2 separate regions of the Homo sapiens genome follow, and region 1 is linked to region 2. A link is an interaction called in ENCODE POLR2A ChIA-PET data of the cell type or tissue named here. Cell type or tissue: B cell. All regions are shown on one strand. Links, peaks and the distances in the headings refer to the core of each region. The heading gives the core; the rest is flanking DNA. Region 1 overlaps GNG7 (G protein subunit gamma 7). Region 2 has its middle 10 kb from the start of GADD45B.

Evidence for each region. Peaks named below come from ENCODE experiments on the same cell type or tissue, not always from the same donor. Only the 100,000 strongest peaks of a DNase experiment are listed, where the experiment ranks them.
Region 1: POLR2A ChIA-PET joins it to region 2 with 7 read pairs; 8 of 35 experiments call an interaction of 5 or more read pairs at or near these places.

The regions. Positions count from the first base shown.
Region 1 is chr19:2,691,704-2,697,071 of GRCh38, reverse strand. All of the region lies in intron 1 of GNG7 (G protein subunit gamma 7), which reads left to right. Among named protein-coding and RNA genes, the nearest start is that of GNG7, 8.3 kb to the left of the region's middle. In B cell, for the core only: CTCF peaks have their summits at 575 and 780; DNase peaks (open chromatin) are centred at 431, 1,561 and 2,361; H3K4me3 peaks cover 775 bases; H3K27ac peaks cover 4,126 bases.
Region 2 is chr19:2,483,685-2,489,052 of GRCh38, reverse strand. No RefSeq gene overlaps it. Among named protein-coding and RNA genes, the nearest start is that of GADD45B, 10 kb to the right of the region's middle. In B cell, for the core only: no CTCF peak of the experiment used is centred there; DNase peaks (open chromatin) are centred at 92, 923 and 2,722; H3K27me3 peaks cover 1,207 bases.

The sequences.
Region 1 (5,368 bases), core at 126-5,125, 210 kb before region 2:
GTCAGGAGTTCGAGACCAGTCTGGCCAACATGGCGAAACCCTGTCGCTAGTAAAAATACAAAAATTAGCCGGGCGCCTGTAATCCCAGCTACTCAGGAGGCTGAGGCAGGAGAATCGCTTGAACCTGGGAGGCGGAGGTTGCGGTGAGCACTGCACTCCAGCCTGGGCAACAGAGCGAGACTCTGTCTCAAAAAACAAACAAACAAAAAAACATTCCATCACCTAGTAAAATCTTTTGTCCCCATGAGGGGGACTCTCCACCCCCTCCCCCAGCCCTGGCACCCACGCCTCTCCCTCCTGTCTCTGGACTGGCCTGTCCTAGACATTTCAAAGAAATGGGTCACACACTGTGTGGCCTTTTGTGTCTGGTGTCTCTCACTGCGTGTGACATGCTCAAGGTGCATCCGTGCTGTGGCCTGCGTCAGAGCCTCGACCCTTTTCAGGGCTGAGTCGTGTTCCGGTGCGTGGACAGGCCGGGCTGTGCTCATCCATCCATTCAGCAACACACGCTCGGCCGCTTTTGCCTTTGGGCAATGGAGCACAGTGCTGGGATGTAAATGGCTTTTTCCTGGGCACAGGCAGTCCACTGCACTGAAGCTTGGGATGTTTGTTTAGTGGTTCTTTCTTTCTCTTTCTTTCTTTCTTTCCTTCCTTCCTTCCTTCTTCCTTCGTCTTTCCTTTCTTTCTTCCCTTCCTTTCCTTTCTTTCTTTCTTTTCTTTCTTTTCTTTCTTTCTTTCTTTCTTTCTTTCTTTCTTTCTTTCTTTCTTTCTTTCTTTCTCTCTCTCTCTTTTTCTTTCTCTCCTTCTCTTTCTTTCTTTTTTCTTTTTCTTTCTCTCTCTCCTCTCTCTCCTCTCTTCCCTCTCTCCCCTCTCTCCCCTCTCTCTCCTCTCTCTCTTTCTCTCTTTTCTTTTTTTTTGACGGAGTCTTGCTCTGTCTCCCGGGCTGGAGTGCAGTGGTGCAATCTCGGCTCACTGCAACCTCCACCTCCCAGGTTCCAGTGATTCTCCTGCCTCAGCCTCCCGAGTAGCTGGGATTACAGGCATGCACCACCACACCCAGATAATTTTTATGTTTAGTAGAAACAGGGTTTCACCATGTTGCCCAGGCTGGTCTCGAACTCCTGACCTCAGGTGATCTGCCCGCCTCGGCCTCCCAAAGTGCTGGGATTACAGGCGTGAGCCCCCATGCCCGGCCCCTTCTGTCTGCTTTCTTTCCCATCTCAGTGCTCCCTCTTGAGCCGAGAGCCTCATCATCCCTGGCGGGAGACTCCGAGGTGACGAATCAGCCTCTGGTTTCTCCAGCTCCAGCAGGACCTTCCTAGTAAGCTTCCTGGGCACTGATCAGACGGTCACTTCCCTGCCTCCTATCAAGTCAGCACCCACATGATGGCACCCCAGTTCCTCATGGGGTCTTCAGGGTCCTGCATGGCCTGGCCCTGCCCTCTGACCCTTCAAGTACCCCACCCCCACTTGGCTCCATCCACCTCCCCGGTGCCCCTGGGTTTCCTGGACGCTGCTGTTGCTGTCTCCTTTGTCTGAAACGCTCCTTCCTTCCTTCCTCTATCCGACAAAGGCCCGTTGTGTGCCTATTTTAAGCCTCAGAACTGGTGCCAGGCCCTGGGAGCACCACGTGAATGAGGCATCTGTGTGCTGGTGTGGGGGCCGTGGAGATGGCAGTCTGGGTCAGAGGGGCCTGAGCCCAGGGTGGCACAGAGGTGGGGGCCTCGGGCCTGTGTGTTCTAGGAGCTGAATAGGTGCAGGGGTGATAAGAAGTCGTCCAGGGGGGTAGAGAGGGGGCTGCGGAAGGTCCAGACAGGAGGCCACGAGGAAGCTTTGAGTAGAATACAAGTTTGCCAGGGAACGGATTGGTGGAGACTGGCCCATCTTGGTGGGTACACAGAGGGCGCTAGGTCTCCCCATGCCACTCACCACACATTTTCTCAGCCTGGCTCACTGCAGCCTCAAACTCCGGGCTCAAGCAATCCTCCCACCTCAGCCTCCCAGAGTAGCTGGGACTACAGATGCACGCCACCATGCCCAGCTAATTAAAACTTTTTTTTGTAAACGTGGAGGTCCCCCTGTATTGCCTAGGCTGGTCTCGAACTCCTGAGCTCGAGTTCAACCCTACCCTGTGATGGCCTGAGTAGGGTCATTTTCTGGGGCAGGGCTGTCCTGGGCACTGCAGGTCCTGAGGTGCCGAGCAGCGTCCCTGGCCTCCACCCACTCCACGCCAGGAGCACCTCCAGTTGTGACAACCACAGATGTCCCCAGACATAGCCCAGTGTCCCTCAGGGAGCAGATCACACCTGGGCTAGGGGAGTCCACGGACTCCAAGAGACTCCGCGTCCCATGATCCTCTGCCCTGCTGAGGTCCCAGGAGGCTGCACACATTGAAATCCACACCCTGAGTGGGGAGGGAGAGAGGAGGTGAGCCCCAGAAGCTGGGGGTCCCCCTGATTTACACTGTCTGCCCCATTGGGAGTTTATTCTGGTGTCTAGTGTGATCAGGAAGCAGACTTGATTTTTTTCCCAAATAATGTAGGGGCTCCCTCTTAGTACTGCAGATAGGGGGGACCGGATTGTTCTCTGGGGTGGGGCCGTCCTGGGCACTGCAGGGTGCTGAGCAGCGTCTCTGGGCTCCACCCACTCCACGCCAGGAGCATCTCTGAGTTGTGACAGCCACCGATGTCCCCAGACATTGTCCACAGTCATCTGGGGTTGAGAACCACTGCTCTATACCAGGCTATGGTAGAACAGATCCTTTCAACTAAAACTTTTTTTTTTCCCCTAAAAACTATGGTTGAACTAGTTAAGTGCTATTCCCTGCCCCCCCCCAAAAAAAAGCAACAAAAAAATCTCCCCAAAATGTAGATTCCTCCAAAAATAGTGTCACCAATTCCAGATAGCCTTGACATTTCTGACCCAAATCCCCTGTGCTTACCCAGCCTTACAATCTCAAATGTAGCCCAACCCCAGAGAGAGAAAGGAAGATAATTTTATCCTCAAACAACCAAGATTTCTTAGGCATAGAGACATTGCCGTTTCAAGGTCAGAGTCATTTATTTTACAGACATTTATTAACGTTCACAACACAATATTAAGTGTCTGATATTGTGTCGAGTGATGGGTTTACAAAATGAAGACAGGGACCTCGACCTCTGAGAGCCTCCAAGAGGAGGCGGCATTTGATTAGAGACTTGGGGGGGTTGTGGGTAGAATGTGGGCGTTCATTCTTTAACCCTTGACGCATTTATCTGGTGCTGTCTCTGTCTCATGTCCAGCCATGCCCTAAATCAGAGCTTGTCCCTGGGGGTGATTCTGGCCTTCAGGGGACACTGAGCAACGTCTGGGGACATTTGTGGCTGTCACAACCGGGGCTGCTCCTGGCATGGAGTGGGTGGATGCCATGGACACTGCTCAGCGCCCTGCAGTGCCCAGGATGGCCGCACCCCAGAGAATAGTCCAGAGCTCCGATGTCCACAGTGCCCAGGGGAGAGACCCTGGTTTGCAGAAATGGCTACCTTTTTGGAGTTTCTGTACAGTTACTCTTTGGAAGATGGTAAAGTAGAAAAAGACTACCTTTGATGTATGTTAATTAGTTGAAAGTCTGCTTTTCTTTTCTTTCTTTTTTTCTTTCTTTCTTTTTTTTTTTTTTTGAGGCAGAGTCTCGCTCTGTCACCCAGGCTGGAGTACAGTGGTGTGATCTTGGCTCACTGCAACCTCCACCTCCCTGGCTCAAGCAATCCTCCCACCTCGACCTCCTGAGTAGCTGGGAATACAGGCAGAGATCACTATGCCCAGCTAATTTTTTTTTTTTGTAAAGATAGGATATTGCTATGTTGCCTAGACTGGTCTCAAACTCCTGGGCTCAAGCGATCCTCCTGCCTCAGCCTCCAGAGTAGCTGGGACTACAGGCACATGTCACCATATCCGGCTAATTTTTTGTAGAGATGGAGTCTCACTATGTTGCCCAGGCTGGTCTTGAACCCCTGAGCTCAAGTGATCCACCCACTTCAGACTCCCAAAGTGTTGGGATTACAGACATGAACCACTGTGCCTGGCTGAACATCTACTTTTCTTTTTAATGAGATAGGGGCTTACTCCGTTACCCAGGCTGGAGTGCAGTGGCACAATCGCAGCTCACTGCAGCCTTGAACTCCCAGGTTCAAGTGATCCTCCTGCCTCAGCCTCCCAGATGGCCAAGACCACAAGCATGTACCACCACACCTGGCTAATTTTTGTATCTTTTGTAGAGACCGGGTCTTGCTGTGTTGTCCAGGCTGGTCTTGAACTCCTGGGCTCAAGTGATTCGCCCACCGCAGCCGGCCCACATTCTAGAATTACAGGTGTGAGCCACCACGTCGGACTTCATTGTTCATTTGACCTTTGTTGACAAGCCCAAGACTGCTGCCCCTGGCCTTCTTTTTTTTTTTTTTCGAGATGGAGTCTCACTCTGTCGCCCAGGCTGGAGTGCAGTGGCGCGATCTCGGCTCACTGCAAGCTCCACCTCCCGGGTTCACGCCATTCTCCTGCCTCAGCCTCCCGAGTAGCTGGGACTACAGACGCCCGCCACCACACCCGGCTGATTTTTTGTATTTTTAGTAGAGATGGGGTTTCACCGTGTTAGCCAGGATGGTCTCGATCTCCTGACCTCATGATCTGCCTACCTCGGCCTCCCAAAGTGCTGGGATTACAGGCGTGAGCCACCGCGCCCGGCCTCCCCTGGCCTTCTTAAAAAACTCCCTAACTTGATGGACAACAAAGCCAGGAGGAATCAAAGAAAAGAGGTGAATCCAGCCAAGTTCAAATGCAGATGTCCTGGCAGAGTCTGCTGGGCACAGAGACGGCTGTGGCTTCAATGTGGTCGGAAAGTAAGGCCTGGACTTCGCTGGCCTTGGCAGTACCCAGTTGTAGGAGGAGCCTGGGGCTGCCGCCGTCATGAATGACCACAGACCGGGTGGTAAAATAACAGAAATGTATTGTCTCATGGTTCTGGAGACCAGGAGTCTGAAGTCACGGTGTGAGCAGGGCTGCGCTCCTTCTAGAGGCTCCAGGGAAGGAGGCGTACTGCCTCCCCCACCCCCTGGGGGCTCCAGGAGTCCTTGGCTTATGGCCTCATTGATCCAATTTCTGCCTCTGTCATCACAAAAGGCCTTCTCCCCGGGTGTCCGTGGAAATTTCCCTCCTCTTTTTTTTTTTTTTTTTGAGATGCAATCTTGCTCTGCTGCCCAGGCTGGAGTGCGGTGGCATGATCTCAGCTCACTGCAACCTCCGCCTCCCGGGTTCAAGCAATTCTCCTGCCTCAGCCTCCCGAGTAGCTGGGATTACAGGCGTGTGCCACCACGCCCAGCTAATTTTGGTATTTTTA
Region 2 (5,368 bases), core at 57-5,056:
CAGTGCAGGGAAACTAGGACAGGCCCCTTGCCTTTCGCCCACTTGGGGATTTCTCCGTCTCGAGCACCCGCCTCTGTCTCCAATTATCCAATTTAAGGAACGGGAAAGCCGGGACTCCTGCCTGCTAGGGAGGGCGGACGGGAGGGGCGTCTGGGGCCTGGGTCAGCGCCCCTCTCCACCCCCAGAGTGTCTGGCCAGGGGGTGAGGTGGAAGGAAGGAAGGCGTAATAAGGGTTCTCAAGGCAGCGCGTTTTGCTAAGTGCCTTAGTGCACTGTCTAGTTTCACCTCGACACGTGGGAGGGCGATTCGGCTTTCCCTTTTATGGACGAGGGAAACTGAGTCACGCTTTTGCTGAGCTGCTGGAGCTAGTAAGCCGCGGAGATTCAAACCTAAAGCCAGGCCTCCGCCCCTCCCTTTTCCTCCCTGTAGGGCCTGAACTCTGCCCTCCCTCCCTTCCCTCGCATGGAGCCATCCAAGAAGCGTTTATGGCGTGCCTGCTGTGTACACGGCGGCCCAAACACTTCCCCACGCACACGCCTGTGAGCGCAGGCCGAAGCTCCCACACTCGTGCGCTCTCGTCACATGCGCAAGAGGGTCTTGGCCCGCAGCGCTCTTCACGAGGCCCCTCACTCTACCCCACCCCCACCCCCAATGCACCCCGGCTCCGGGGCCTGGGAACCGCCGGCGTCCGGGTGGAGGGAGTGGGGTGGGAACTGGGAGCACGGAACGGAACAATGTAGGGAAAGAATAGCGAGGAGCGGCGAGAGGAAACCCCCCACCCCTTCTCCAGATGCAGCTCTGGTGTGGCTGTCCCGTGTGCCTGCGGTCTCCCTGGCCCAGCGTCCTGGGGAGCAGGTCCTTGGCCTTCCCACTGTGTGGCTATGGGTCGTTCTGGGTCTCGGGGGTCCCTCCTGGATCCCTAGGGATCTGTAAAGCTGTGGGTCGCGTGACCTACATGTCCGGGGAGCATGCTCCAGGCTCTGGGGTGGGGGCTGGAGAAAGTGACGTGCAGGGCTCTGAGCCTCTCTCTGCAAGACTCCGTGACTCTCTGCTTCCTCCAAGGAGACCCACCCTGGTTCCTCCCTCGCCTCCCCGGAGCCCTGGCTGGGCACTGCCCCGACCACGAGGTGGAGATCACAGGGGCCAAGGCCTAGAGCTGGGAAGCTGCAGGGAGTTCTGGGGCTCTGAGGGCTGGGCTCTTGGCGGTGGTCTGCAGAGAGAAGGGGGTCCCGGGAGAAAGTAAGGAAGAGTGACGGCTCAGGAAGCCTCTGCATTCCTTCTGCTGTGTCCTAGAAAAGGGGAGACCCGGTTTAGGGTCCCCTGCCACAACATCCAACCCACCACATTGAAAGTGTACCCAGGGGCCGGCCATGGTGGCTCACACCTGTAATCCTCGCATTTTGGGAGGCAGGAGGATCCTTTGAGCCCAGGAGTTCCAGACCAGCCTGGGCAACATAGGGAGATCCTGTCTCTATTTAAAAAAAAAAAAAGGGGGGTACCCAGGGGGTTGCCAATGCACCCTGAAGTCTGAGAACCAGTGCTTAAAGTGCACAAAAGGGCATGGCAGATGCTGCTATGTCCCCTTGGCCACCTGGGAGCTGGCTTCCGACAATTTCCTACAGTCCAACGGCTTCCCGTGTCCCTTTGCCTGGGGTCTTTCTCTAACAGTGTGCAAACCTACTGCGTGCAGCCCCTCTCCTTCATGCAAACACCTGCTGTGTGCAGCGTCTTTATTGCACGCAAGGCCTACTGTGTGCAGAGCCCCACCTGCGTGCCATGCCTACTGTGTGCAGACACCCAGAGACATGCAGCACCTACTGTGTGCAGGCACCCACCTGCGTACAGACACTCACCGAGAACCCCCTCTGGGTAGGCAGGAAGTACCAGGGAGTCAACACCCCAGAACACCCCTCAAACGGGGGATGCAGTTGGTTAATAAGTAGATGCCAGCCGGGCACGGTGGCTCACACTTGTAATCTAGCACTTTGGGAGGCCGAGGCAGGCAGATCACATGGTCAGGAGTTCGAGACCAGCCTGGCCAACATGGCGAAACCCCATCTCTACTAAAAATACAAAAAATTAGCCGGGCAAGGTGGCACGCACCTGTAATCCCAGCTATTTGGGAGGCTGAGGCAGGAGAATCGGTTGAACCTGAGTGAGCTGAGATCGTGCCACTGCACTCCAGCCTGGGCAACAAGAGCAAAACTGTGCCTCAAAATAAAATAGCCGGGCGCGGTGGCTCACGCCTGTAATCCCAGCACTTTGGGAGGCCGACACAGGCGGATCACAAGGTCAGGAGATCGAGACCATCCTGGCTAACATGGTGAAACCCCGTCTCTACTAAAAAATATTAAAAAATTAGCCGGGCGTGGTGACGGGCGCCTGTAGTCCCAGCTACTCGGGAGGCTGAGGCAGGAGAATGGCGTGAACCCGGGAGGCGGAGCTTGCAATGAGCCGAGATCGCGCCACTGCACTCCAGCCCGGGCGACAGAGTGAGACTCCGTCTCAAAAATAAAATAAAATAAAATAAAATAAAATAAAATAAAATAAAATAAAATAAGTAGATGCCCCCACTGGCTGTCTTGCCCCATTGTGACCACACCTCTCACAGTTCCCTACGGGGCTCAGCCCCAGATGCCCACAGCAGGGACCTCTTCAGGGAGGCACCATCGTCTCTTTCCTTCTGTGCTCTGGACTGCGTCATTGCAGATGCACGTTCACCCATGAATAGGGGGTTGATATGCAAATGCACACATCTGTGTGTCTGAGACCAGGTGGCCCTGGGTGTGTGCTTTGATTCCTTCAGTGTTTTTTGAGACATGCCACCATGCCAGGCTAATATCTTTTTTTTTTTTATTTAGATGGAGTCTTGCTCTGTCGACAGGCTGGAGTGCAGTGGCGCGATCTCAGCTCACTGCAGCCTCTGCCTACCGGGTTCAAGCAACTCTCTTGCCTCAACCTCTCGAGTAACTGGGACTACAGGTGCACTCCACCACACTCAGCTAAATTTTGTATTTTTAGTAGAGACAGGGTTTCACTGTGTTGGCCAGGATGGTCTCAATCTCTTGACTTTGTGATCCGCCCACCTCGACCTCCCAAAGTGCTGGGATTACAGGCGTGAACCACTGTGCCCGGCCATATCTTTTTTTATTTTTTGTAGAATCAAGGTCTCTCTCTGTTGCCCAGACTGGTCTCGAACTCCTGGCCTCAAGAGATTCTCCTGCCTTGGCCTCCCAAAGTGTTGAGATTACAAGCGTGAGTTACCATGCCCAGCCTTCCACATCTTTTGTGGAGGACACAATTCAAACCATAACATCCTCACACAAAAACACCCACCCAAGTCTTTCCGGCCACGCATGCTGGAAACGTGAATGAGAATTCATACTCAACACGCAACAGACACCCACACACCCATACACACAGATGCCTCTCTTTATCTCGTTCTCTCTTGTTTTTCTAAGCCTAACACAGGCCCTCGCACACAGTAGGGGCTAAATAAATATTGAATGAGTCAGGCAGGGTGTGATGGCTCAGGCCTGTAACCCCAGCACTTTGGGAGGCTGAGATGGGGACATCACCTGAGGCCAGGAGTTCGAGACCAGCCTAGGCAACATAGTGAAACCCTAGCCAGTCATGGTGGTACTTGCCTATAGTTCCCGCTACTTGGGAGGCTGGGGAGACTGAGGTGGGAGGATTGCTTGAGTCTGGGAGGTCGAGGCTGCAGTGAACTGTGACAGCACCACTGCACTCCAGCCTGGGTGACAGAGGAAGACCCCATCTCTTAGAAAAATAAAAATAAAAAATGGCAGGGCTCGGTGACTCACATCTGTAATCCCAGCACTTTGGGAGGCCAAGGCAGGTGGATCACTTGAGGTCAGGAGTTTGAGACCAGCTTGGCCACCATGGCGCAACCCTGTCTTTACTAAAAATACAAAAATTAGCCAGGCGTGGTGGCAGGCACCTGTAATCCCAGCTGCTTGGGAGGTTGAGGTGGGAGAATTGCTTGAGCTGCAGTGAGCTATGATCATGCCACTGCACTACAGCCTGGGCAACACAGTGAGACTGTCTCAAAAAATAATAAATAGACCTCCAAACCACCAGCCACAGAGGTCGTGCCCTGGGGCCACTCTGGGGGAGAGGTGAGCAGCATCAGCAGCTATGGACCTCCTATTTGGGGTGATGAGGAAGGTGCAATCACGAGTCCCCAGTTGGTCAGGAGTTCTGGGTGTCCAGGGCTCACTCCAAGGATGCCAAGAATTGTAGCAACAGCCACACGTGTACGTATATTGCTGTGTTCCCACATAGCAGCACAAGTCCTCATGGCCCAACACACCGCGGTGTGCAGAGATTCAGAGACAAATTCCAACTCACATTAACAGGCAGCTATGCAGATATTCATGTACAGGCAGAAAGCATTGTATGGTGTACTAGCTCACTAATAATAGCTAACTTTTCTGCAAGCTTCTCCCCGTTCTAAATGCTTTGCATAATGTAATTAATTTAATGTTCACAACAGCCCCGAGAGAGATGGGCACCACCATTGGCATCCCCATTGCACCAACAAGAAAACTGAATGCAAAGAGGTGAAGCAACTTGCCCGAGGCCACGCGGCTGGCCTCCTCCACAGAGCCAGGTTCCAGCCTTCCTGAGCTGAGAGGTGTCACTCTACCTGGCCAGGACCCAGCACCTGGCAGATCAACGTGTGTCCCTTAGGGCCGAAACTGTCTGTGCTGGAGCATGGACACAGAAGGTCATCAGCAGTTCAACCTCTCATCATACAGACTTGACTGAGTCTTTATGCCATAAGCATTTATGAAGTGCCGCCTGTGTCCCAGGTTCTGGGCTAGCCACTAGGGATCTGGGGGTGAGAAAAACAGACCTTCTCCCCTCCCTCTGGGAGTCTGCAGCTTCACGCAGAAGATAGACAAGAAGCAAATAACAGGATTATAAATATGTCATTACAAATGGGTGCAGGGGCTGGGCAGAGCAAGACTCTGTCTCAAAAAACAAACAAACAAATAAATGGTGCAAGTACCAAGAAGGGCAGGTGGGCAGAGATAGTACAGAGGTCATTCCAGGTCTTGTTTGGAGGGCTTCCTGGAGGAGGTGGCATCTGAGATGTGAGCAAAAGGAGAGTAGGTGTTAACTAGGAGAAAGGTAGGGAAGAGTGTTCTGGCCAGAGGCATCAGCACAGGCCCTGGTTGGATGTTAGAGAGCCAGGTGTATAAACAACATGTGGGTTGAGGATTTGCATGTGCAAGGCCCACACATAGTGGCTGGTCACTAAATACGAATTGTGTGTGTGACTCTGAGTGCCTTCCCAGGGATGGCCGTCCACACGTGAGGGTGCTAGTATACTGCTGGGATT